Regions from separate parts of the Mus musculus genome. Here all the other regions are linked to region 1. A link is a loop called in an ENCODE intact Hi-C map of the cell type or tissue named here. Cell type or tissue: left cerebral cortex. All regions are shown on one strand.

What was found. A loop is a pair of places that touch in the nucleus more often than their neighbours do. Peaks named below come from ENCODE experiments on the same cell type or tissue, not always from the same donor. Only the 100,000 strongest peaks of a DNase experiment are listed, where the experiment ranks them.
Region 2: it touches region 1 in a loop (4-fold over the local background); 8 of 42 quality-filtered maps call a loop at or near these places.
Region 3: a loop joins it to region 1, with 2.0 times the contacts of the local background. A loop is called at or near these places in 3 of 42 quality-filtered maps.

What each region holds. Positions count from the first base shown.
Region 1 is chr7:128,243,750-128,251,749 of GRCm38, forward strand. It overlaps Armc5 (armadillo repeat containing 5), which reads left to right. Exons shown (of 6, transcript NM_146205.2): 6 at 276-1,351. The coding sequence ends at 1,068. It overlaps Tgfb1i1 (transforming growth factor beta 1 induced transcript 1), which reads left to right and starts at 3,063. Exons shown (of 11, transcript NM_001289550.1): 1 at 3,063-3,259; 2 at 4,428-4,543; 3 at 4,671-4,723; 4 at 4,829-4,971; 5 at 5,138-5,225; 6 at 5,341-5,446; 7 at 5,551-5,745. The coding sequence starts at 3,247. In left cerebral cortex, a CTCF peak has its summit at 3,878 (motif pointing right); DNase peaks (open chromatin) are centred at 396, 2,971, 3,410 and 3,885; H3K4me3 peaks cover 2,036 bases; H3K27ac peaks cover 2,084 bases.
Region 2 is chr7:128,459,552-128,467,551 of GRCm38, forward strand. Tial1 (Tia1 cytotoxic granule-associated RNA binding protein-like 1) reads right to left here and starts at 2,122. Exons shown (of 12, transcript NM_001347640.1): 1 at 1,574-2,122. The coding sequence starts at 1,605. It overlaps Gm32816 (a long non-coding RNA gene), which reads left to right and starts at 2,169. Exons shown (of 4, transcript XR_378509.4): 1 at 2,169-2,701. In left cerebral cortex, a CTCF peak has its summit at 3,011; DNase peaks (open chromatin) are centred at 867, 1,024, 1,884 and 2,243; H3K4me3 peaks cover 2,323 bases; H3K27ac peaks cover 1,106 bases.
Region 3 is chr7:128,414,933-128,422,932 of GRCm38, forward strand. Rgs10 (regulator of G-protein signalling 10) reads right to left here and starts at 3,240. Exons shown (of 5, transcript NM_026418.2): 1 at 3,134-3,240. The coding sequence starts at 3,182. In left cerebral cortex, a CTCF peak has its summit at 3,560; DNase peaks (open chromatin) are centred at 2,951, 3,297, 3,642, 4,253 and 1 more place; H3K4me3 peaks cover 1,661 bases; H3K27ac peaks cover 416 bases.

The DNA of each region.
Region 1 (8,000 bases):
TGACCCCAGCCCTGCCCTCAGCTTGCTGAGACCCCTTCTGACCCCAGCCCTGCCCTCAGCTTGCTGAGACCCCTTCTGACCCCAGCCCTGCCCTCAGCTTGCTGAGACCCCTTCTGACCCCAGCCCTGCCCTCAGCTTGCTGAGACCCCTTCTGACCCCAGCCCTGCCCTCAGCTTGCTGAGACCCCTTCTGACCCCAGCCCTGCCCTCAGCTTGCTGAGACCCCTTCTGACCCCAGCCCTGCCCTCAGCTTGCTGAGACCCCTTCTCCCCACAGGAAGCCGACTCTGTGGCGCCGCTTACTTCTGGATCAGGGTGGCCTCCGCCTCCTCCTCACAGCACTAACGCAGCCAGCGCCACACCCACTCTTCCTCTTCTTTGCAGCAGACTCCCTGTCCTGTCTCCAAGGCCTGGTATCTCCCACTGCAAGCCCAGTCCCTCTACCTGCCCTGCCCTTGGAACTTGACTCACCTCCCCCTTGCCTCTACGAACCTCTGCTGGGTCCGGCCCCTGCCCCAGCTCCTGACCTGCACTTCGTTCTGGATTCAGGCCTACAGCTCCCTGCTCAGCGGGCTGCTTCAGCTGCTGCCTCCCCTTTCTTCCGGGCCCTGCTATCCGGCAGCTTTGCTGAAGCCCAGATGGATTTGGTGCCGCTTCGAGGCCTGTCCCCTGGTGCAGCGTGGCCTGTCTTACATCATTTGCATGGCTGCAGGGGCTGTGGGGCTGCTCTGGGGCCCGTACCCCCACCTGGTCAGCCCCTGCTGGGCTCCAAGGCCGAGGAAGCTCTAGAAGCTGCTGGCCGATTCTTACTGCCTGCACTGGAGGAAGAGCTAGAAGAAGCTGTGGGCCGCATCCACTTGAGTCCCCGGGGTGGCCCGGAGTCAGTGGGCGAGGTATTCCGTTTAGGCCGGCCCCGGCTGGCTGCCCACTGTGCACGATGGACACTAGAACCAGGGCAGTGCCCAAGAAAAAGGGCCCTGGCCCTTACGGGGCTCGTGGAAGCAGCAGGCGAGGAGGCAGGGCCCCTCACTGAGGCTTTGCTGGCTGTGGTAATGGGGATTGAGTCATAGTGCATATGCCCTAGGCTAAACTATTGGCATCCCTGGGAGAGGACCCAAGGGATGAGTTGGCTGTAAAGGAGGCTTCTCTCAGCCTGAGAGAAGACTGCAGAAGGCGCTATCCTCAGGGACGGAAGAGAAAATGGAACTGGATCCCAGGATGAAGATCTAACGATCCATAACTCAAAAGCCAATACCAGAGTCTGTGCAGGAGTCCAAGGGACAGCTCAGGCCCAGGGTCTGGCCTGACTCAGCACTATGGTATTGAAATTAAACACCTGAGATTTGAACACTGCTGCTGTGTGGGGTCGTCTGTGTGCTTTCCCCTGGGGGGGTACCCCACCCACTTACCTGCTGAGAGCTCCTCGATTTGACTCAGGCCATCTGGGTTTCAGGGTTCAAAAAAGCATCTCCTGAGGGCTACTACAGACCTGGGGTATGGTGGGTTTTCTCTAGGATGGAGTTTTGAGCCCCAGTGGAGGCCTGCTTTCTGTTTATAAGTCCTCATTGCTTAGACACAGCCACCCATCTAAATACATAACCTGGCCAGGGTTAAGAGGTTTGGGCTGGGTACTTGTGTGGAGCATGGCAGAACACTTCTGTCTTCTGACTGTCCTTTACCTGTCAGGCTGTGTCTGTTCCGAGCTCTTGAGCCAGTTTTTTCAAAAACCATTTATTAGTGTAGTAGGTATGTGCAGGCCGTGCTCCCTATGTGGAAGTCGGGACAACTTGAAGGGAACCATTCTCGGCTTCCATCATCTGGCCCTAGGGACCAAATTCAGGGCATCTGGCTTGGCAGAAAATACTTTACCTGCTGAGCCATCTTATCGGTCCAAGCCAGTTAAATGTCAACTGCTTAGTGGGAAACCTGCTATGTTCGTATGGTTTCTGAGGCCCATTCTTAGTCACTTTCAGAGAAAGCCCCTCTGCTGGCACACGGGTGAAGGAAGGGTTCCCTTGCCTGGGCTCTCAAGAGCCCTAGACTAAGCCTGCCAGGGCCTGGGCATTTCAGAAAGGTGAGGTAAGATGGTTCTTGCTGACCCTGAGCCTCTGGGGTTTCAAATCTCTGCCTAGGTTATGCATTAGGGTGTGCTGTGGTGGCACACACCTTTAATCCCAGCATGGAGGAGGCAGACCCAAGAGTACCTCTTTGGAGTTCTAGGACAGTTCCATAGTGAGATCCTAACTTTTGAAAAAAATGTACTTAGGCCTGGTCCCTTTCTGGTTGATTTAGGCTGGCATGGAGGGCTATGCTGGGCTTCAGTATTTTTACCAAATTTCCCAGGTTCTGACTTGCTCCAGAGTTGGGGCCCCACATTCTATGGCTTAGATCTGTCCTCCAGGATGCCTGCAAGACAGCAGCCATCTGTCCATACCCATCTCCAGGTGTTTCCAACTTGACTTCTTTAGGGGTCAGTTCACAGACAGCTTCATATCACTCTGTGGCTGGTCAGTGGCGTTTTCTTCTCTTTCACCAGTACCTTAGGAAAGGGTTATTTTGGAACGGGCTCTGGTCACCTCCTCCGTGTTAGGAATGGGTTTGTTATCCTGGGAGTTTACATGGGGTTAAGGTCTGAGGTTTGCTTTCCCTGTTCTGTGTATCTATTCCCAGGTCTGTCTTTCAGGGAAAGTCCTGCCTTAGAGTCTGGATCTCTGTTCTCTGTGAGACATTTCTTATTATGTATGCCTCCTGCCGTTAGGCTGGCAGTCAAAACCTGTAGTCTGCCAGATCCTTAGAATGTCACTCCTGCCTCTAACCAAATTCCGCAAGTCTTTTTAAAATGCCCAGGGTGCGAGCGGGGCCCTACTTTGAACTCTGCTGGCTTTGGGAGGTGCGGGCTTGGGGCCCTCCGTTTATGAGACTCCTTAGGCAGGAGCTATGGAAGAACCACTCTGACTTGGTTTCAGCTTTAGGGACTCGCTGCCGCTGAGGCAAAGGCTGGGGTGTGGCCTCCTCTAAACAGAGCCACAAAGCTGGATTGGGTGGGCCCTAGTGCTGTCTTTCTTCATGTCTCCATGCTCCCCCTTCATCGCTCCCCCCCCCCCCACTGTATCCCAGCGGGTCCCGGCTTCCATACATGGTCACGGCCCTGCTTCTAACTCCCTGACGTCCCCCCCCTCCCCGTCCTCCGCCCCCACCGGACACGGCCCCCGCCCTACTCTCCCCAAGCTGTCCGCCAGCGCACCGCCATGGAGGACCTGGGTGAGTGAGGAGATCCCCCTAGCCTCTCATCCTTCCCCGCATCTATCCCCTTCCCAACTCACACTTCTTCCCCATCTCAGCTTTCTCTCTCCATTTTCTCGCCTCAGCCTGCCTGTGCCTCCCTCCCAAATCCACATACCCTTTCCTGCCTCTCCCTTTCCTGCCTCGCTTGCGACAAGCCGCTCCCTCCGTTCTTCCCTGGCTCTCTCTGCTCACTCAATCCTGCTTGTGCAATGGACAAAGTGTTGAGGCACCCACGGGGGCCTGGATTCAGAGACTCTGGGTAGGAAGGGGTTAAGAGATCACTGAGTCCCGGGACTGGGAAAATAGACTAGAGAGGAGAGTGTGACCTGGAGTTTCGGAGATGAAAAGGACCTATATCAGGGTTTCAAGAAGAGTTGAGTGCTCCCAGGTAGAGCAGAGGTCAAGAAAGTCCTCAGGGCAAGAAAGAGAATAATAGAGAATGCCAGGGTTATAGAAAGAAGTCTAAGGCTTCTACCGTAGAGGCTCGGAGAAGAGTAAAGGGACGGGGCGTAGATAAAGCGCCCCAGGCATCTCGTCCCCTCTATTCGCCTAGGCTGAGACTAGAAGACTCTGCTCTTCGTGGCAGAATTTCTAGATCCAGCAGCAGAGGGCGCTCGTCAATAATAGTACATGGATAAGACGTACACCAAAAAGCCGCTCCCTGCCAGGGCCACTTAAAGGACAGGGCTAGACTTCAGTGTGGCCAAGTGGACCAAGCTGGGGAGAAGTAGTAAGTATGTCACAGCAAACATCTAATCAGGAAGTTGGGTGTCAAACATACAGCCGATTGAACAATTTGGGTACAGTAAGAGACAATCTGGGCTGCACCAGAAAAGATGGAGAGAATAAAAGATCATTAGTTGGTTTGTACTTGGCTCCCAGGGTAAGTCAAGGGAGAGGTCTGATCATAAATACCCCGCCACCCCATCCCTCCCCCTCCGCCCCTCCATCCCCACTCCCCCCGCGCTACTATTCTACTTTTTTGCCTTGGTCTGACCCTGTGAGTATGGTTTTGGCCGCTGCCTTTAACACCGGCTTTCTACCTTTTAAAACACGGACACTTGAAATCCTTTATACTCTAACCTCTTAAGACCTTGACATCCCCTCCTTCCCAAACTCTCACCCTGAGGGCCTCTCACCACAGATGCCCTGCTCTCTGACCTGGAGACCACCACTTCACACATGTCACGGTTAGGGGCTCCAAAAGAGCGCCCACCAGAGACACTCACACCTCCCCCACCCTATGGCCACCAGCCACAGGTGAGATGAGATTTTGGGTTCTGGGGGTAGCCATTAGGGCCTGGGTTGGTCTGGGCTAGGGGACATCAGAGTCTGAGTGAGGCAAGGAACATGACTGTCCTTCCACAAATACCTCTACTCTCTATAGACAGGGTCTGGAGAATCTTCAGGAACCACTGGGGACAAGGATCATCTATACAGGTGAGGGGCCTGGGAACTGGGCTAGGAAGATGGGGAAGCCAGTTTCAGTTCAGAGGAGGGGACTCGGATTCCCTACCCTAAACCCAGGTTCCCTCCTGCCCTTAGCACAGTATGCAAGCCTCGGTCCCCAAAGCCTGTGGCCCCTGTGGCTCCTCCATTCTCCTCTTCCAGTGGTGTGTTGGGCAATGGCCTCTGTGAGCTAGACCGTTTGCTTCAGGAACTTAATGCCACCCAGTTCAACATTACAGGTACCAGGGTTACCGAGACAGTCTTGGATGGCTTGGGGACAGGGCAAAGAAGGGCAGAGTCTAAGGGACTCAAACTGTCCGAGGAGCCATTAAAGGACGGGAAGCCTTCACTGGGAGGGTGGACTGATATGGGCTCCTTGCCAGTGTTGTTCTCTCATCTCTCCAGATGAAATCATGTCTCAGTTCCCATCTAGTAAAATGGCTGAAGGGGAAGAGAAGGAGGACCAATCTGAAGACAAGAGCTCACCCACTGTGTGAGTTTGGTAGAGTGGGCAGGGCTGGGAAGCGGATGATGGGTCCTGCATGCCTGACTTACCAGAGGGGTGTTAGGCTGGCAGGTTCTGAGGTGATTCACGGTGTCCTCCACAGCCCTCCCAGCCCATTCCCTGCCCCCTCAAAGCCTTCAGCCACCTCCGCCACTCAGGAACTGGATAGACTGATGGCCTCGCTCTCTGACTTCCGTGTTCAGAACCATGTGAGTCTGCAAGGATTTTGGTCCGTGTCACTTTGTGGCTCACCAATCCAGTCGTGATGCTTCCAGTCTGTGGCTTTGTTGACTCAGTGTCCTCTTTACTGCAGCTTCCAGCCTCAGGGCCACCTCAGCCTCCAGCAGCGAGCCCCACCCGTGAAGGATGCCCATCTCCACCAGGACAGACTAGCAAAGGCAGTCTGGACACCATGCTGGGCCTGCTGCAGTCTGACCTCAGCCGTCGTGGTGTCCCCACACAGGCCAAAGGCCTCTGTGGCTCCTGCAATAAACCTATAGCTGGGCAAGTAAGTTCAGTACCTTGAGCAGTGGCATATACTCACATATCCACCTTTAAGAATCAGACTGGCGTGGTGGTGCACACCATTAACCCCAGCACTCAGGAGGCAGAGGCAGGCGGATTTCTGAGTTCGAGGCCAGCCTGGTCTACAAAGTGAGTTCCAGGGACAGCCAGGGCTATACAGAGAAACCCTGTCTCGAAAAAACCAAAAACAAACAAACAAAAAAAAGAATCAGACTTTGTGGTTTTTCCCTTTTAAAATGTTTCCTCACTCTTTGAGAATTTAATGCATGTACAGGTTAGATACAAAGTGAGATTCGTGTTAGATACAATGTATCTTAACACCTTCCTCTATTTCTTCCAGTGCCCCTTTATATTCCCAACTTCATGTCATCTTTTTTTTTTTTTTTTAAAAAAAGTCTACCAGGTACAGTTAGTGCTTCCAGTGTGTGAATGGGTGTAGGGCCATCCTTTGGAGCACTGGCCCCTGCCAGGGGCTACATCCCTGAAGAAAACAAGTGCCGTCACCTAGGAGCCAACAACTGCCAATCACTCCTCAGCTAGGGGAAGGGCTAAATGAGCCCCTTCCTCATTCTTGCTGGAATTTTGACTGGCTCCATACTGTGTAGGTCTCATGAAGGATCTACAGCTCATGAGCGTGTGAGTGCACCAGCCAGGCATGCTGAGAAAGCACAGCTTCACAGCTGTCAACCTCTGGCTCTTACAACCTGGCCACGCCCTGTTCCGTGATGCTCGCTGAGCCTTGTGGGGACACTGTGGGAGATAAATGCTCCAATTAGGACTGTGTGTTTGCCCCTTTCAATGAGTATCTTGAAATGGAATTTGTTTTTCCTTGTGATGTTGAGGCCAGAACTTAGACCCTTGCATTTGTTAGATAGACTTCCCCTCACTAAGCTTTGCCCTAACTCTTGGGACAGGTGTACTGGAATTATAGGGATGCACGGCCCCTTCCCAGGTTATATGTAATTCTTGGAGATTGAATCCAAGACTGTGTGTGTGCTAAGTGATCAGTCTACCACCTCTAGCCCAACCCTTGGGATTTTGAGACAAGGTCTTATGTACTATGTAGCACAGGCTGCCCTAAAACCCATGATTGTGCCCCCTTTACCTCCCAAGTTCTAGAAATTTTAGCATGTGCTACTATGCCCACCTGAAATGGACATTATTATTTATATTTTATGTGTTTTTTGAAAAAAAATTTGAGGGAGTGTCTCACTGTAACCTAGGTTGACCAGAAGCTCACTCTGTAGCCCAGACTGGCCTTGAACTCAGGGCTATCATCGTCCTCCTCAAGCCTTCTAAGTGCTGGATGTACAGGAGTGAGCCACCATGCCCAGCTATGGTTTATGTTTCCTTCCTTCCTTCCTTCCTTCCTTCCTTCCTTCCTTCCTTCCTTCTTTCTCTCTCTCCCTCTTTCTTTCTCCCTCTCTTTCTTTCTCCCTCCCTTTCTTTCTCCCTCTCTTTCTTTCTCCCTCCCTCCTTCTCTTTCTTTCTTTCTTTCTTTCTTTCTTTTTCTTTCTTTCTTTCTTCCTTCCTTCCTTCCTTCCTTCCTTCCTTCCTTCCTTTCTTTCTAAAATGTGCATTGGTGTTTTCCCTGAGTTAATAGGCTCAGCTGCCATGTAGGTGCTGGGAATAGAACTCAGGTCTTCTGGAAGAGAAGCCAGTGCTTTTAACCACTGAACCATCTCTCCCAGCCCCCTATTTTATGTTTTCTTAATTTGAAAAGTTGCGTGTGTGCTAGGGACTAAAGCTGGGGTTTTATGCATGCTAAGCACACCTTTACCATTGAATACTCCTAGCACCATGTATATTTATGAATGAGAAAACGGAAACTCTTAGTGATAAGCCATAAGGTAAGAACTCCAACCTGTTTAGTATTTGGTGTGGCCCTACTGTGTGCTGACCACTGTACTAGTTCTTTTTCAAACCCCTATTTCATTTAATCTTCCCAAAGGGCTCATTAGTTTTGCTTGGTATCTCTCGGGAATCATAAAAACTGTCTCTCTTTCCTTTCTGGTCCAGAAGTCCTGCTTCTTGGATCATGGATCAAGGTGTGACCTCTGTGAGGCTCTAGGTACTCCAGACTTCATGGGAGCTTCCTCTACTAAAACTCACTCTGTATCGGCATAAAGAGGACTCTGTTTTCTAGCGTGGTGCCTAAATAGACTTTAAAGTAACTAAACCTTTCGTGGGCCCTTAGAAGGAGTGTGGCCCAGATACACCACTATGCCTTGCGTGCTT
Region 2 (8,000 bases), 220 kb after region 1:
GATGCAATGATGACATTTCAGGTATTTTAGATACAATGTAACTGTCATCTTCCTTGAATATATACTTGCTAGGCCTTCCCAGATACTTGCTAGCTTTCCCAGATGCTGGAAGATCTCACACACAGAAAGATTTTCATTCAGGGGGTATAATATGTTTAGGATGTTTTCAAGTTTAAAAAAAAAAAAAAAAAAAAAAAAAGATGTTTTCAAGTTTCCCAAGCCAGATGTTAAGCGAAATAAAAATGTAAAGTATAAACAATGCTCAAAAAATATCTGTTATCAACACTGAATATACATATGGACCTTCTTTACTGAACATATTTTCTGTGCTACGCATGAAGCTCTGAGAAGCTAGCTAGTCAGAGGTCCTGAATGTCTATCCACCGTCGTCGATTCCCTAAAAAGTACTTTCCCCATCAGCTAACCCAGCCAAGTGGACTCTGACCATCATACCAATCAATACTAGGCAGTGGGAGGCAAGAGAGACAAAGCAGTAGGCTGACTCTATGTATTTACTCCAGGCAGGAGTAGTAGGCCTGGAGAGGCTGGGAAAACCCAAGGTGCTCACTTTAAACAATGAATTGGAAATTACTCAGACTAAGGAAAAAAAAAAAAGAGTGCCACACTATTTGGAAAGGAATACAGACGCTGAGTCATCACTCTGCATGGGAGGGGGGGCCGGCGGAGGGGGGTAGGAAACGCCAATTAAGCGGTTGGAAGATGCGATTCATTCATTAGATTGGGCTTCAGGTGAAACCCGACAGCTATACCGCGAAAAATAGCACTCAAAAGACAGGTAACAAATAGCGGGAGCAGTCATCCTTTTATCCAACTCCGATGGTCCGGACGCACAAACGGATTAGGAAGCGGCATCACTAACTGAGCGAAAGGAGTTTAACTGGTTGTCAGGTTGGCGCAGTAAGCGCTCAAAGTAAACTTCGTTATCCAAGGGACAGAGGTGGTGCACGGTGGCGAAAAGCAATCACTTTGGCACTTCAAAAGCAGCAGGCGCTAGGCGGGTGTTTCTGACAGCGTGGGGCACGTGGGGCAGAAAGAGACAAGGGGCTCCTCTGGTTAAAGAGTGGTAGACTGGGGAGAAGGACTCGGAGCGACTGAGGCTGAGGACGTGGACTGCTGAGGACGTGGACTGAGGCTAAACGTTCAAGCCAAAGGATGCAGTAGTGGTCCCACCCCCGCCAAGCCCTGCCCCCGTAGGGACCCACAGCTCCTGGCTCAGCCCGGAGCCCCCAAAGCACAGGGGGAACAGTAGCTCTCCCGCGCCTGACAGCCTCAGCCGTGCACAAGCCCAGCCAAGCAAGAGTGTGCAAAAGAAGGGGTCGGGAGGAAAAAGTCGAGACAAGCCCTAGACCCTAGGAAGTGACTGTGTTTGGGGGGGAAGGGAGGGCTTCCTTCTCTGGGAAGGGGGACAGATGAGGAATGCACTTCACAGCCGCGCCACCGCGACGCCCGGCTCTCCGCTTCTAGTCCCGGGCTCCTGCTCTCCCTTCCTCCCTCCGCTTCCCGCAGTGCCCGGGCCACTCGGTGCCTGGCACCCCGGGTCTCGGGTACTCACAGAGTCCGGGGCTGTCCGTCGTCTTCCATCATGGTGGGTGCGACGGAGTGATCCCGGGACAAGGGGGAGGGCAGGGCTGGGGAGGGGAGGGGGCGGGAAGGAAGGGGAGGGGGGCTCCGGGCGCCGGCTGGGGACAGAGGAAAAGGTACTGAACCCCGCTCTCGGGTCCGCTCCCCCCAGCCCGCTCCGGACACTGCGCTCCAACCAGGAGGAGCAGGAGGAGGAGGAGGATGAACAAAATGGCCGCCACCACCAGCCAGGCAGGAAACGCGGCAGGGCGCAGGCGCGGCCCGCCAGGTCACTGCTCAGGCCAGCTGCGACGGCCTGTCCGGCAAAAGTAGCTAAAGAGACAGAAAGCCCGGCCAAAGAGTACACCCTGCGACTGGACACGACGGAGCACGTTGTCGCTGTGGGCCTGCTGGCCAGTCAAGACCTATCCGGGTCCAAGAGAGACCCAACACAGAGAGAAAAGCCGCGAAACCAAGTCTCCGGGAATTGCGGTCCCGGGAAAGTGGGGGAAGCCCTTCTCCAGTGGCCTTCTGGGAACTGTAGTTCAAGGCAGACCCTGCGCCTGCCGGAGCGCGAAGGAGAGATTTCTGGGTAGTGTAGTCGTACGTGAGGACGTGCCGCGACTAAGTAGTCGGCGTGCCGGGATAGAGCGAGGAATAAAAGGCGGGCGGCCGAAATAGAGAGGAGCTGTCCGGGAAGTAAACTACAAATCCCAGAGTGCCTCGCGCCGGGGCCCGCCCCAGGATCGCTCTTAGCATCTTAAGGCTCTTCTGTTGGTCCAGTGTGAGCTTCTGCTCCGCCTCCGTCCAGCCCCAGAGCGGTTTCTTCAACTGCAGATCAGGCGGTGTGCTGGCTCCGCGTGGTTCTCCCGTCAGCCGGCCTTGCCCGCCTCTACTCTCAGAACTGCTGGTCCGTGTTCAACAACCGACGCCTCACGCGACGGGCAAAAGAGTGGCAACTCTGAACCCGGAGAGATGTAGCGGACATCGGGCAACACCAGATCCAGCCTTGTCTTTGAGCACGTGTTCTAACCAGATAGGCCTTTCTAGACTATACCGCTTGTAACTTGCTTTACAAGTTCCACAAGGATCGCTACCCATTATCTCATCGGATTAGTGGGTAAGGCTGCAAAAGAGCAGCCCCTCATTCAAATGGCTTGTACCGCTCTTTCAAATCCCTACTTAAAACTTAAATATTCGCGTGGTGGCGCACAGTGCTACTGAACAGGAGGATAATGGATTTAAGGCCAGCCTAGAAATAGATACCAAGACCTTATCAAAAACTAATAATCAGTGAAAACAGCAAAGAGGCTCAACGACCAGGTCTCATGCCAAAACAGTCTGGAGTTCGGTATTGGAGGACACGGGCTGCTAGTATTGAGATGCTAAAGCAAGAGAGGAGATAGAATCATGACAATCTACTGGATGTACACCACATTTGTGGCTGAGGCCCCTAGGGGTCAGACGAAGGGATGGCATTCCCTGCCTGAGACTGGAGTTAACAGTGGTTGTGAGCTGCATATGAGTGCTGAGAACCAAACTGGAAGCCACTGTAAGTGTGCTCTTAACCAGCTCTCCCGTGCCCCCAGCTGCACACTGTCTCATTGAAGGAGAGAAAAGGTCTGGTGGCCAACAGAGAGCTTTGGGGTAGCTTATAGATCTGCTTAGCTGCATACTGAAACCCTACCTGAATTTACAGGTACAGTGGGAGATTGGAGGCTGCTTCTCCATGAGCCTAGGAAGGAGAGAGTAAGTCTGAACGAGAAACGGATTATATCCCAAAGTGAAAAAGGAAAGAGCAACTGGGCGTGGTGGCGCACGCCTTTGATCCCAGCACTTGGGAGGCAGAGGCAGGCGAATTTCTGAGTTCGAGGCCAGCGTGGTCTACAGAATGAGTTCCAGGACAGCCAAGGCTATACACAGCAAATCCTATCTCGAAAAAGCCAAAAAAAAAAAAAATTAATTTTTTTTTTAAAAAAGGAAAGGAAAGAACTTCAGAGAGCTTCAGAAATCTACACAAGTGAAACAAAGGGGTCAGAAAAAAAAATAGGGAAGGGAAGAGGTGGGGAAGGCACCAAGCTCAGCCTCAGCCATACAGTTCCCATCCACTTCCAAAAGGTAAGCCAAATGAAACGCAGGCAGTCCTATACCCAGAACAAGCCCACAACCCTTGTAAGCCTTAAATCCAGGTTTGACGCAGCAGTAATTGCCCCAGCAGAAAAATTCAACAGCAGAGAGAATCTTATCTTGTCACACTGTATGACTCAGAGGCCAGTAGCCAGAAGCAATCTGAAGGGAGAATCTATTTTTAAAAACAGCTACCTGGGGACCTGAAACCAGGGAGCGCCCACAGAGCCTCAACCTGTTAGCATCCCAAGACAAAGAGAGGTCCACACATGCTGTGTAGAGAGCAGGAAAGCTAGTCACCAACAAACCAAAGGATGCAGGTGACAGAATGTTCTCAGGCTGGGAAAACCATGGAGAAATTATTAGGTGGCTATGAGACCCATGGGTGGATCAAATTCTAGAGTCACCTACCTGTTACTACTGTTAGTGCTTAAGGATACTGGCATTCCAAGGGGTGTTTCTGATACCCACAGCTGGATCCCTCCAGCAGGGTGGTTAGTATTCAGGAGGTCTTGTAAGCATGAAGCTGGGGCCTCTAGCTGTCCCAGGCTGCAGTTCATACCCCATTGCATTTAGGAGACGCCCTTCAGCTAAAAGGGTTATCCCAGCAGTGTGATGTGGAGAGTCGGGACAGAGTGAGAAAATCTGCCTAGTCCACAGAAAGTAAAACTTGACCAGCAGACATCCCTGCTGCACAAAAAAGAAAAACAGCCACTGTGAAGACAGATCTGGGAGACAGGAGACAATCAGTACCCATTCCACAGCATCATAAGGCATAGGAACACCAGAGTCTCGCTTCAACTGACACCCCCTCCTTATGCTGAACATACAATCTTTCTTTTTCTGAACTCTTTATTTTTCAGAGGTTGTAAATTTTGGGTATGTGTATGGGTAAGTGCACAGGTATGGCACGGCGGTTCCTGAGAGGCCAGAAGCATGAGCTGCCCCTGAAGCTGGAGGTAGTTAAGAGTCGCCCAACAATGTGGGTACTAATACTGAAACTCGGGCTCTCTGCAAGAACATTGTGTGCTCTTAACCACTTAATTTGGTCTCCAGTTTTTTGAGAACCTGGAAAGAAGTCACTCTAATGCCTCAACTTCCCAGTAAGAACCTTTCATTCCCCAACCTAAGCCCCCCTTGTTACTTAGCCTCTCTGGGTCTGTGAATTGTAGCATGATTATCCTTTACAGCTAATATCCACTTATAAGTGAGTACATATGTTTCTACAATATAACATGTCAGCAATATAAAAAAATATCTTGGAATAGCTCAGTTGGTTGAACTGAGGCCACAAGTTCAACCTCTAGCACAACAAACATTGGTTATAACCATGCACACGTGTAGTTGCAGAACTTGGGCGGTGAAGAAGGCAGGAAGATCAGAAGTGTAAGCTCTATAGTGAGTACAAGGACATTCAGGGATACATGAGAATCTGTCTCAGAAGAACATACAAAGTAAATATTTAAAGCTCTGATGAGAAACATTAACTCATTTATAAAGGCAGAAGAAGATCAGACCCCATCAGCAATCCTCAAATCCAGGGAAGCATGGAATGGTATATTTCAGCCCTGAAAGAAAATAATTGCCCATCAAGATTTCTGTAGCTAACAAAGCTATCTTTTAAATTTCACAGGCATTTCAAGTCAAGCATAGACTAATACCGTACATGACGGTCAGACCAAGGCTGGAGAAATACTTAAAAGAATGTTATACAGAGGAGAGGGGAAGTCTCAGTCACAAATCACAAAAAAAATAATGAATTTCATAAAACGAATAGCTGAACAAATTAAAACTAAGAAGGAATCCATCATGATCTACACAGTAATCCAGGGAACCTCTGATACTGATAGGGGAGAAAGTAAAAAACAAACAGTAATCCAACCAATGAGAGAAACAGTGGACAAAATTACAGTAGTTAGTATGCATCTCTCATACTAGTACCCTTAAATATAAATGGCCCCACCTTGCCAATAAAGCGATGCAGAGTGTCTAACTAGAATTAAAAGACTATATCCAACTATCCGTTGACTGCAAGAAACACATCTCAGTGATGAAGACACTAACAGACAAAGTCGAAGGATGGAAAGCAAGCCAGGGGAAACAAAAGCATGCTGGCATAGCCGTTCTAACATCGGATAAAGTAGATTTCAAAATTAAAGAAATGAAGGCCTCTATATATTAATAAAGGAGAAAATGCATGAAGAAGACACTAAACAATTGTGTATATGTAAAAATCCATTTTTCTTTCCCATTCCCTGCTCCCAGAATGATGACTCGAGACTATTTATTAATAAATGCCTTGGCCACAAGCTTTGGCTTATTCCCTGACTGGCTTGTAATGTATTTAACCCATTCAAACTATTTTATGTCTTCCACATGGTTAGTTACCTCTCCTTCAGTTCCGACCTGCTTCCTTTGTGTATTCCAAGCATCTTGCTTGGACCTTTTGCACCTCTATCTCCTAGAATTCTCTCTCTTCCTGCCAGTGCCCCACCTTTTTCTTGCCTCAACTCCTTGGCCATCAGCCTTTTTATTGACAGGTGATGCTTTTAAGAGATGATAGATAGATAGATAGATAGATAGATAGATAGATAGATAGATAGATAGATAGATAGACAGGTAGGTAGATTGATAGACAGGTAGATAGATAGGTAGATATAGATGCATGGCTTCTGATATTGAGTGGTTCTAGTATCCTAAATAGGTAACACAAACTAAAAATAAAACCTCAGTTAAATACATCATAGATCAAATAGACTTAACCAGTATCTTCAGGATATTCCATCCAACAGAAACAATATACATTTTTCTTAGCAGCTATGAAACATTAAATAGACCATAAAATAGACCACACTCAACATCATAAAGTCTTATCAACTGCACAAAATAATATCTCTTATTAGATAATAGTGCAATCAAACTAGAAATCGATTGCAAGAACTATAGAAACTATACAAATGCATAGAAACAATAACACACTCTGGAATGAGCATTGAGGAAATTAGAGAGGAAATGTTAGTTTGCAAAAGCAAGTGAAAATGAAAGCAGAACCTTTGGGATATGTCTAAGGCAGTTAGTTCCAAGAAAACACTCATAACTATGAGTGTGTGATGGCTATTCCTGGTTGTCAGCTTGACTATATCTGGAATGAACTATGATCTAGAAATGGAGGGTACACTTTTGATCCAGATCTTAAGGCTGGAAGACACAAGCTTCTGACCCAGACCTTGACATGGCATGACACCCACTTTTGAATGAGATCTTGAGGCATAGTGGTCATGAACAGCTTAGGTCCAGGCAAGGTAGTACATGCCTTTAATCCCAGCAGATCTCTGAGTTCAAGGCCAGCCTAGGACAGAGCAAGTTCCAAATCCAGGCATGGTGGCACACACCTTTAAGAAGGCACACACCTTCTGCTGGAGGCCTACATAAGGACAATGGAAGAAAGAAGGCTCACACTTCAAAGCCTGCTTGCACTTACTTGCCAGCACTTCTGTTGGAACCTGCTTCTTCAGGAATCCAGCTTATACAAAAGACCAGCTGAAACACCGAGCCCTGTGGGACTGAGCGACTACTGGATTCTTGGACTTCCCATTTGCAGTTGCCCATTGTTGGGTTAGTTGGACTGCAGACTGTTAAGTCATTACGATAAATTCCCTTAATATGTGGAGACCTTCCACAAGTTCCAAGAACCCTGCCAAATACAGAGTGCGTACATCAAAAAAGTGGAGAAATCAATGGTGCACCTTGAGTTTTCAGAGAAACAAGAACAAACCCAAAGCAGCAGGCAGAAAGAAATAACAAAATATAGAATTTAATGAAATTAGGAGTAAATGATAATTCACAAAGCTCATCAGACAGAGACAAAGTCTTTGGGAAAGACTGACAAACCAAAATAGTTAAGAGAAAGAAAAGATACAAATCCATTAAATTATAGATGAAAGGGGGGGGAGGTTGCTATAGATGCCAATGAAATGGAGAGAATCATTAGAAAGTATTTAGAAAACATTAAAAAAAACTAGAAGAAATGATTGTTTCTAGCCATATATAACTGAAATCAAATCAAGAAGATATAAACAGCTTAAAGACAGCCATAACCATCAGTAAGATTGAAGTAGTAGAAAACAAAAACAAAAACTTTCCAAAAAAGAAAAGGCCAGGACCAGATGGAATCGCTGCTGAATCTACCAAATCTTTACGGAGGAACCAACATCATTGTACCTCAAACTTTCATAACGTGGATAAGGAAGAAACACTACCAAAAGCAACCTATGAAGCTAGTTTTACTTAGA
Region 3 (8,000 bases), 170 kb after region 1:
AGGCTGCTCATAGTGGAACCCAAGCAGATCGAGCTGACGTCATCTGGACAAAAAGGCCATCTCCTCCTGGCCTCTCCACATTTGGAGGCTAGCCTTGCTCTCTTCCAAGCCCCAGGTCCACCCCATGAGTCTCTACAGAGGAAAGTTTCCCTAACTGCCAAGACGCTCCACTGTAAAACTGTTAAGAACAAATTCGTTAAATTTCTGTACAGACTAAAAACATAAGCCCAGCAGTAACTCTGAAAGCTTTGCCAAGGTTTAATAGGATAATGTAAAGCGGACTTCTCTGACAGACCACCCAGCAGTCTGCCTGGAGGGGTGTGGCTTTTACTTTGGTTCTGAGGTAGGCGCTCCTCAGGTGTTAGCAGTGTGGGTTGTGGGTACAAGCCAGGGTCCTCTGGGGGTTCCTCACACTTCAGCACAAAAATCACTTGGGGTACTTGCTAAAAAACGAAGCTGTGACTCTTCCTGCTCCCCTTGGTTCCCCAAGATGGAACTGGGGTCTGACTTTTATCAAGGCCCCCTGCTTCCCCTACCTGATAGGCAGAACATAGAGCCTCCAACTGCGAACCTTAGAAACAGGTGGGGCTTCCAGCTCTCTACTTACAGATGCCATCTTTGATGAGATTTAACTCTTTCAGCCTCACATAGAATGCTCTGGGGGAGAGAGGCTTGCAGTCAAGCCCAGCCCAGGCTCCCGCAGGGGTACGGCCAGCTTTGGTGGGGCTTCAGTAGGATACTCTGGAAAACCTCTTTAAAAGCGAAGTTCAGGCGGGGTGTTGCTCTGGGGCAGGCCATTTGCCTACATATACAAGGCCTTGGGCACACCTCTAGCACCACAAGAAAAAAAAAAAAAAACATCAAAATTACCTTCTCCCAAATCCTTAACTGTCCTGCAGACGGCTTGCCTGCTGCACAGCATCTCTGTAAGGAGCCCTCACCCTCCCTCCTTTCTCACTTGGCTCCTTTTCTTGATGTTGGGTGGTGATGATAGTGACCAAACTGGCAGGGGCTCGTGTCCTTTCACAGGGCAGCAGAACTTATACCCACAGATTTCAAGGAAATTGGGCTCTGGCCATATAGACATCCAACACCAAGCACTGCTATTTCCCTGCTGGCCTTTGTATCACTGGTGTGGGCAAGCTTCATCAGGGTTAGTCTGTTGCCCTGGAACAGATACATGCTAGCAATGACTGTGAAACTGCCTTTCAGTTTGGGATTGCAATCTGGCCGTATGCAAAAGCATCCCAAATCCAGGTATCTGTCACAATTCAGTGGTTCTATTTGTATTATATTCTGGCCAAATATAATTTTAAGCAGCAAGCAACCTAGGCAAGGCTAGACGGAACTCCCCTACATGATGGAAAAAGAAAGAAAAGGAAACTAGTAAGCCCCACACCTTTATCATGTATCCAGCATTGCACTTGGGGCTTCTCAGGTTTAACTGCTGATCCTACTATTAGTAATGTAAGCATATCCTTATCAGAATTAAAACCTGTAGTTAATGGCTAGCAACACGGTTCAGTGGGTAAGGATGCTTACATCCAAACCTGACGGCTTGATTTTGACTACTGGGACCTATCGGTAGAAGAAAACTGATTTCCATAAGTCATCCTCTAACCTCCACATACAAGCTGTAGCATGCAAACACACATATGCACACACACACACACACAGAGACGCACACGAGCACACACATACACATGATAAATATGATCTAAAATAAAATTTAAGTATGTAGTTAAGTCCACAGCTTCCTGAAATCCACTGTTCCAGCCTTGATGTCTGACATATGTTGATATGTCCCACCACAGTTCATTTCAGTCCACCTATGACGTAGCAACCAGTTCCCAGATGCCCTGAACATTTAGCAATTGGTTCTTGCAAGCTACACTGAGCCAGCACCAGCACAGCTCTGCGGCACAGAAAGGTCCAAGGACATTCATTATTCAGTGTGGCGGAGTGGCAGAGTCAAGGTTGGAGTTTAACTCCGGTGCCTAGAATCTGACCACCACTCAGTGTCAGCCATCAGCATCACAAGGGAATGTGACCACTCGGGAACACTAATGGAGCATTTCAACGCATATTAAGACAACAGTGCAAACTCTTTACAATAACTCTATGGAATCTGACTTTAGTGGGGTTGTCTTAAATAATTAATGAAATGATTTGCATGTGGCTGATGGGGGGGGGGGAGTCTCCAATTAAGCACTTAAAGCTACCCTTTGCACATCCCCAGTCACAAAGAAGTTGCACAGCTGTCGAGTGGTGGCCAAGGGATTGGGTCTATGTCTGATTGCAGCCGCTTAACCACGTTTGATATTTACGTGAAAAGAGGAAACCGGCTAAAGCGTAGTGAATCTCTGGGCGACAGAAAAGCAAGCCTTTGAACCCCGAACCCAGAGTCAAGCAAATAAACCTACGTTTAAAAAAATCCATCAGCTAAGAGTAGAGCAGGTTACCCAACACCCTGGCTTTAGAGCCCCACCCCTCCGACGCGGCTGCTCTAATGGTGAAGACAAGAGAAAGCACACAAGGTGTCAACACAGCTCCTGGCCACAACCTAAGCCATCAAAGAGTGTTAGGTGTTATTAAGAACAAAAAGGATGGCACGATTCAAATCACCATTTCTGCACCGTGGGTTCTTTGTCTTGCCAAGTTGCCCCAAACTGTGGGTCAGGCAGGTTCAGGGGGAAAAACAAAGTGACTCCCCCGCCGTGTCACACAAGTTCCTCCCCCGCCCTGGTGTGCAGCCACCTTGGGACTCCACTTTTTTTGGCGCCGCGGGGCCGGCCACTCCGGGGATGCAGAGGTCCGGCGGAGCATCCTTCCCATTCCGCCCGAGAAAGAGGCTGCACGCAGGAGGGAAGCCTGGCTTCCCACGCTGCCTCGGAGTGAGGGGCTGTTAATGTGTCTCCCGTGGTTCCCAGACCTTCTCTAGAAAGAAAGCTGCTCTGACTCCCGCTTCAAGCCCAACTTCCTCCCCGGGCGGCTCCCCGGCTCTGCGCTCCCGCCGCGGCTGGGACAGAGCGAGCGGGGAGGAGCGCGGCTGCTGTCCGGGCGGCACAGCGAGCCGCGCCAGGGGACCCGGCGACCCCGTCCTTCCCGCGCCCAAGCGCCCGCAACCGCTTACCAGACGGCGGCCGCTTCCTGCTCAGTCGGCTCACGGCGCGGGTGAACATCGCCGCGGGCGTCCAGAGGACGGAGCAGCCGGGCAGCGCGGCGGCTAAGCCCGAAGAGGGCAAGGAGGAGGAGGAGCCCGCGCGACGCCGCCCCTCCAGGCTCCGCCCGCCGCCTCCTCCCCGCCGCGCTCCCCTCTCCCTGCCCACCCGCGCCCGTGGGCACTGGGTCCAGCCCTCAGTTACCCGCGCAGGGCAGGGCGCGGTGGCCCCGGGTGACCCTCAGCTCCCGCGCACATCCCGGTCCCTCCCCTCGCGGCCTGGAGACATACAGCGTTCGGTGTCCCTGCCAGGCCCGAGTCACCTCCCAGATCGCCCCCGGGTCTACCCGATTCCGTGGGCGCGCGGCCTGCTCACGCCGCGAATGCCCGGGAGGCGTCACCAGAGTCCCGAGCCAAGCCGCCGCGAGTGGGCGCCCACTCTGGCCCACGCCACGCCTGTGCCGGGGCTTCCAAGCCCCGGGACAAACCTCGGAGAACGCTGTCTGGAGCCTCTGCGGTTTCAGAGTGGATCTGAGCGCGCCAGCACATTTTTTAACTTGGACGACACTTGGGTGCAGTCTCAGGAGAACCTTTGCGCTCAACTACCGGAATCCTGTAGATCCCAGCGCCGGGCTCAACGCTCCTCCTGGTGCCAGTCACCTGCTCAGCGCCGCGCTCCACGCTCATCTAGTTTCCCATTTCTTTTTACCAAACAGCCCAAGAGGGGGGTGTCGTTAGCCCCATTTTCTTGAGCATTCGGTTTGCAAGGAATTGTCTTTCTGGCGAGTTTTATTTTTCTCCTTGTGGGTCTGGCTTTGTCTCGAAATTGGTCTTTATTTTTAGCTGTGCTAATTGCTATTTTTCTAAACCATTCCCCAGTCGCCCCCCCAACCCCCCGCGCGCGTTCTTTCGCAGGATTTTCACTAGTTGGCACTTTCCTTTATATCTTCTATTCTGAGCTTCCCATTTTGCTCTATTTTCCTCCCTTTTTGTCCACCCTGCAGTCCCAACGCCACCTCAGCCCTGGCCCTCTGTGGTTATTCACCATCTCTCTGCCTACCCTTCCCCACTCCATCATTTCCAAACACGGCCATTTGTGCTATCCAAAGAGGATGTTCCGTCCCCTGAAGGCTGCAGAGGTCTTCAGCTGCGGCTTGCAGGTGAGCACCATCAGTGTGGCTTCCAAGCCGGGGTTTCTGAATGTCTCCAGCTGCTATTGCCGCCCGCCCCCCCCCCAAGCTTCCTGGCCATTGAAATAGCTCTTGGGTCATAGGCTCTGTAAAAGCTGAGCCTAAACCGACACAGACACAGACATAATGGTGCTCTCCTTTAATCCCAGCAACCCCAGCACTCCGGAGGCAGAAGCAGGAAGATTCTTTGAGTTAGAGGACACCCTGATATACATAGCAATGTCTAAGGCAGCTACATAGAGAGTCAGAAGGAAGGAGTCAGAAGGGAGGGAGGGAGGGAGGGAGGGAGGGAGGGAGGGAGGGAGAGAGAGAGGGAAAGAGGAAGGGAAGGGAATGAAGGAAGGAAGGAAGGAGAGAGAGAAGGCAAAACCAAACCATCCCAGTGGGATCACTGCATTCTGAGAACAGTAACAAAATTTTCCCTGCCCACCTCCATTGAAAGCGTCCCCAGAGGCTGATCACAAATACACCGAAGCTAACACAGGAAAGGAGGAGACTCTAGCACAATGGAGTAGAAGTTAGACACAGGCAGCCAAAGCCAGCAGCACTAGCAGCCAGGTTCTTCCCACCGTGCCGGCAGCAAGCCTGGTGTGGTCTAAGACATGCTCCGAGGGAGGCCGTACTGAGAGAACAGCTCCAAGCTTCTTAGACAATGGGAAATAATGGGGAAGGTTAGCAGCTTTAGGTCCCCTTCTCCGTCCTGTGAGCTTGTCAAAAGACCGGGGCTAAGAGTGAGTAAACAATTTAATTTTCTTTTTTGTTTGACTCACAAAATCGGTACTGGGAGCTGGAGAGATGGCTCAGTGATTCAGAGCGCTTGCTCTTGCAGAGCACTGGGGTTCAATTCCCAGCACCCATGTCCTCTCACAGTCATCTGTAACTCCAGTCCCAGGGGATCTGATGTCCTCCTCTGACGTCTGCAAGCTCCAGACGCACGTACGCTACACATTCATACCTGGCAGACAAAACACTCACATACATAATGTCCAAAGATCCAAAAGCCAACATTCACGTGTCGTGTGCATCAGACCCAGAATAAAGTAAAAGGCCTATGCTGAGATACAGCTCTGATCCTGGGGATTGAGGTGGAGGCAGAGGCTGCTGGATCTCTGTGAGTTTGAGGCCAGACTGATCTACATAGAGAGTTCCAGAATAGCCAGGGCTACACCGTGAGATCCTGTCTCAGAACAAAATAAAACAAGTAGGAGGGGAAGAGCCCCCCCCTCAAGCTGTCAGAGCAGGATCACCTTTTCACACAGGTATGTTCTAGGCACAATCTCTGTCCCAAGCGAAACACACATCCTCCGAGGGATCCCCAAGTCTCTCTCCCTCTGCAGCTTCTCATTTACACCCTCAAAAGCAATGATGGCAGCTGATTGGCCCAAAAGGTAAACAGGTTAGGCCCCATTCCTCCCACTGCTGGCTGTACATTTAGATCAAGGACCACCTATCACAGCAGACAAGAAGCAGTGGCCTTGGAGTTCTTCCAATAGGTTGGAATTTCAGAGAGTAAGCTTTACTGGTCAGTTGCCTTGTTCTACCCAGGAATTTAAAACTCTGAGGATGGGCGAGATGGCTCAGTAGGTACCAGAACCCACGTGGTGGAAAGAGAGATCCGACTCCTGAAAACTGTCCTCTGACTCCCACATTCACACCATGACACATGCACTCGTGTTTTGTTTGTTGAAATGGGGTCTCTCTAATGCAGCTCTGCCTGGCAGTCTTAGAACTCTCTACATAGACCAGGCTAGCCTTGAAGTTTACAGAGCTCCACCTGCCTCTGCCTTCCTAGTGCTGGGATTAAAGGCAATATGCCACTACACCCAGCCCAATATGTATACTCTTAAAACACTTATACAGTGTGGGGACTAGAGAGGTGTGTCCGTGATTAGAACACTTGTTGCACTTGCAGAGGCCCTGGAGTCAATGCTCAGGAGCCACATCGTGACTCACAACCACCTGTAACTCCAGTTGCAGAGAATCTAACAAGCATGCATGTGGCATACATGCATGCATGTGTGCAAGGAAAACATTCACACACATAAAGTAAGGTAAAAATATCTAAATAAATAAATAAGTGTTGTAAAATTCTGTTAAGTCTGGCTAGTGCTGTATAGTTCAGTTGCTAAGCAAGCACCAAGCTGTGGGTTTGATCTCCAGCACTAAGTAGAACAGGGGTATGTGATGAATAGTGACTGTACATATCTGTAACGCCAGCACTCGGGAGGAGGAGTCAGGAGGGTCAGAGAATTAAGATCACCCTTGACTACATAGTGAATTTAAAGCTAGTCTGTGCTACATGAAACTCAGTCAAAAAAAAAAAAAAAAACAAAAAAAACCAAAAACGTTAAACTGTTAATAATTGTCTTCATTTTGTGACATACATACACAATTGTATATAATACATATGTATTTACATGGGAGTATGTATGTGAAACCCTTTGAGGTAGGGCTGAATATACAAATGGATCAACTCTAGGCTCCAAGTCAACCCACCTGATACCCGTCCTGACCGTGCACCTGACCAGCACAACGTCCTCACAAATCACAGCCTCATGGGGACAGGATGACACCTACATGCTGAAGGTGTGGTTGCAGCAGTAAGAAATACAAAAAGCACCTGGCGTAGTGCCTAGCACATGTAGGCGCACAGAGAAATCACTGGAATCTAGACTACTCCCACTCCCACTGCAAGCTGTTTCCGTAAATAGTAAACCTCAGCCTACACACAGGCGGGAAGGTTTTGGGAGTGTTTGCTTTGCTTATGTGTGGTGCTGGGGATGAAGCCCAGAGCCTTGTGGTGCTAGGCAAGCTATCTCTACCGCTGAGCTAGACCTCAATCCTGGTTTTTTGTTTTTTTCTTTTTTAATTAAAGGGAGTTGACACCGTAGTAACCCTGTGATGTGCACAAGGTAGTTACTAATAGTAGCTCTTGCAAGATGTAAGCCCTTACGCTACTCAATTGGTTGAGGAGGCAGACACGGTAAGATGCTATTTGGCATTGTGCATGCGAGTCTTTGAAGTATTTATGTCCGTTGAGCCAGTAAATAATTTGACAACCAGTCATTTTTGCCCAAAAGTAAAAAGAATAATCAGTGCAATTATTACATGTATCATTGCATGTTTCTTCTTGGTGCTATTTATAGTAGATAGAAATGCCCACTCGGAAGATGACCAAGCTACAACACACTCCTTTGATAGACTATTTAACAGTTGTAAAAGACCATGTGCTGGAAAGAAATGTGACTAAGTTGGCAGAGCACTTTCCTAGCATGCAGGAAGCCCTGGATTCCACCCGCAGCAACACATAAACTGGGTGGTGTAGTGGATGGTTTTAATCCTGGCCCTCAAGAGGTGGATGCAAGCTATCAGGAATTCAAGGTCATTGTTGACCACGTGTCGAGTTTGAGGTCAGCCTTGACTACATGAGACCTTGCCTAAAAAAACCACCAACAACCACAAAACAAAAGACCAAATGAAGCTCATGTGATGTTGTGCAAGCAGACTTTTAACAAAACTTTCACAGAAAAATAGAATCCCCTGGACCCACATCTCAGTGGAACAAGAGAACTGACTTCCTGCAAGCTGCCCACTAACCATGCACATACACAATAAATAAGTAGATAGATAGATATGTGGGTGGATGGATA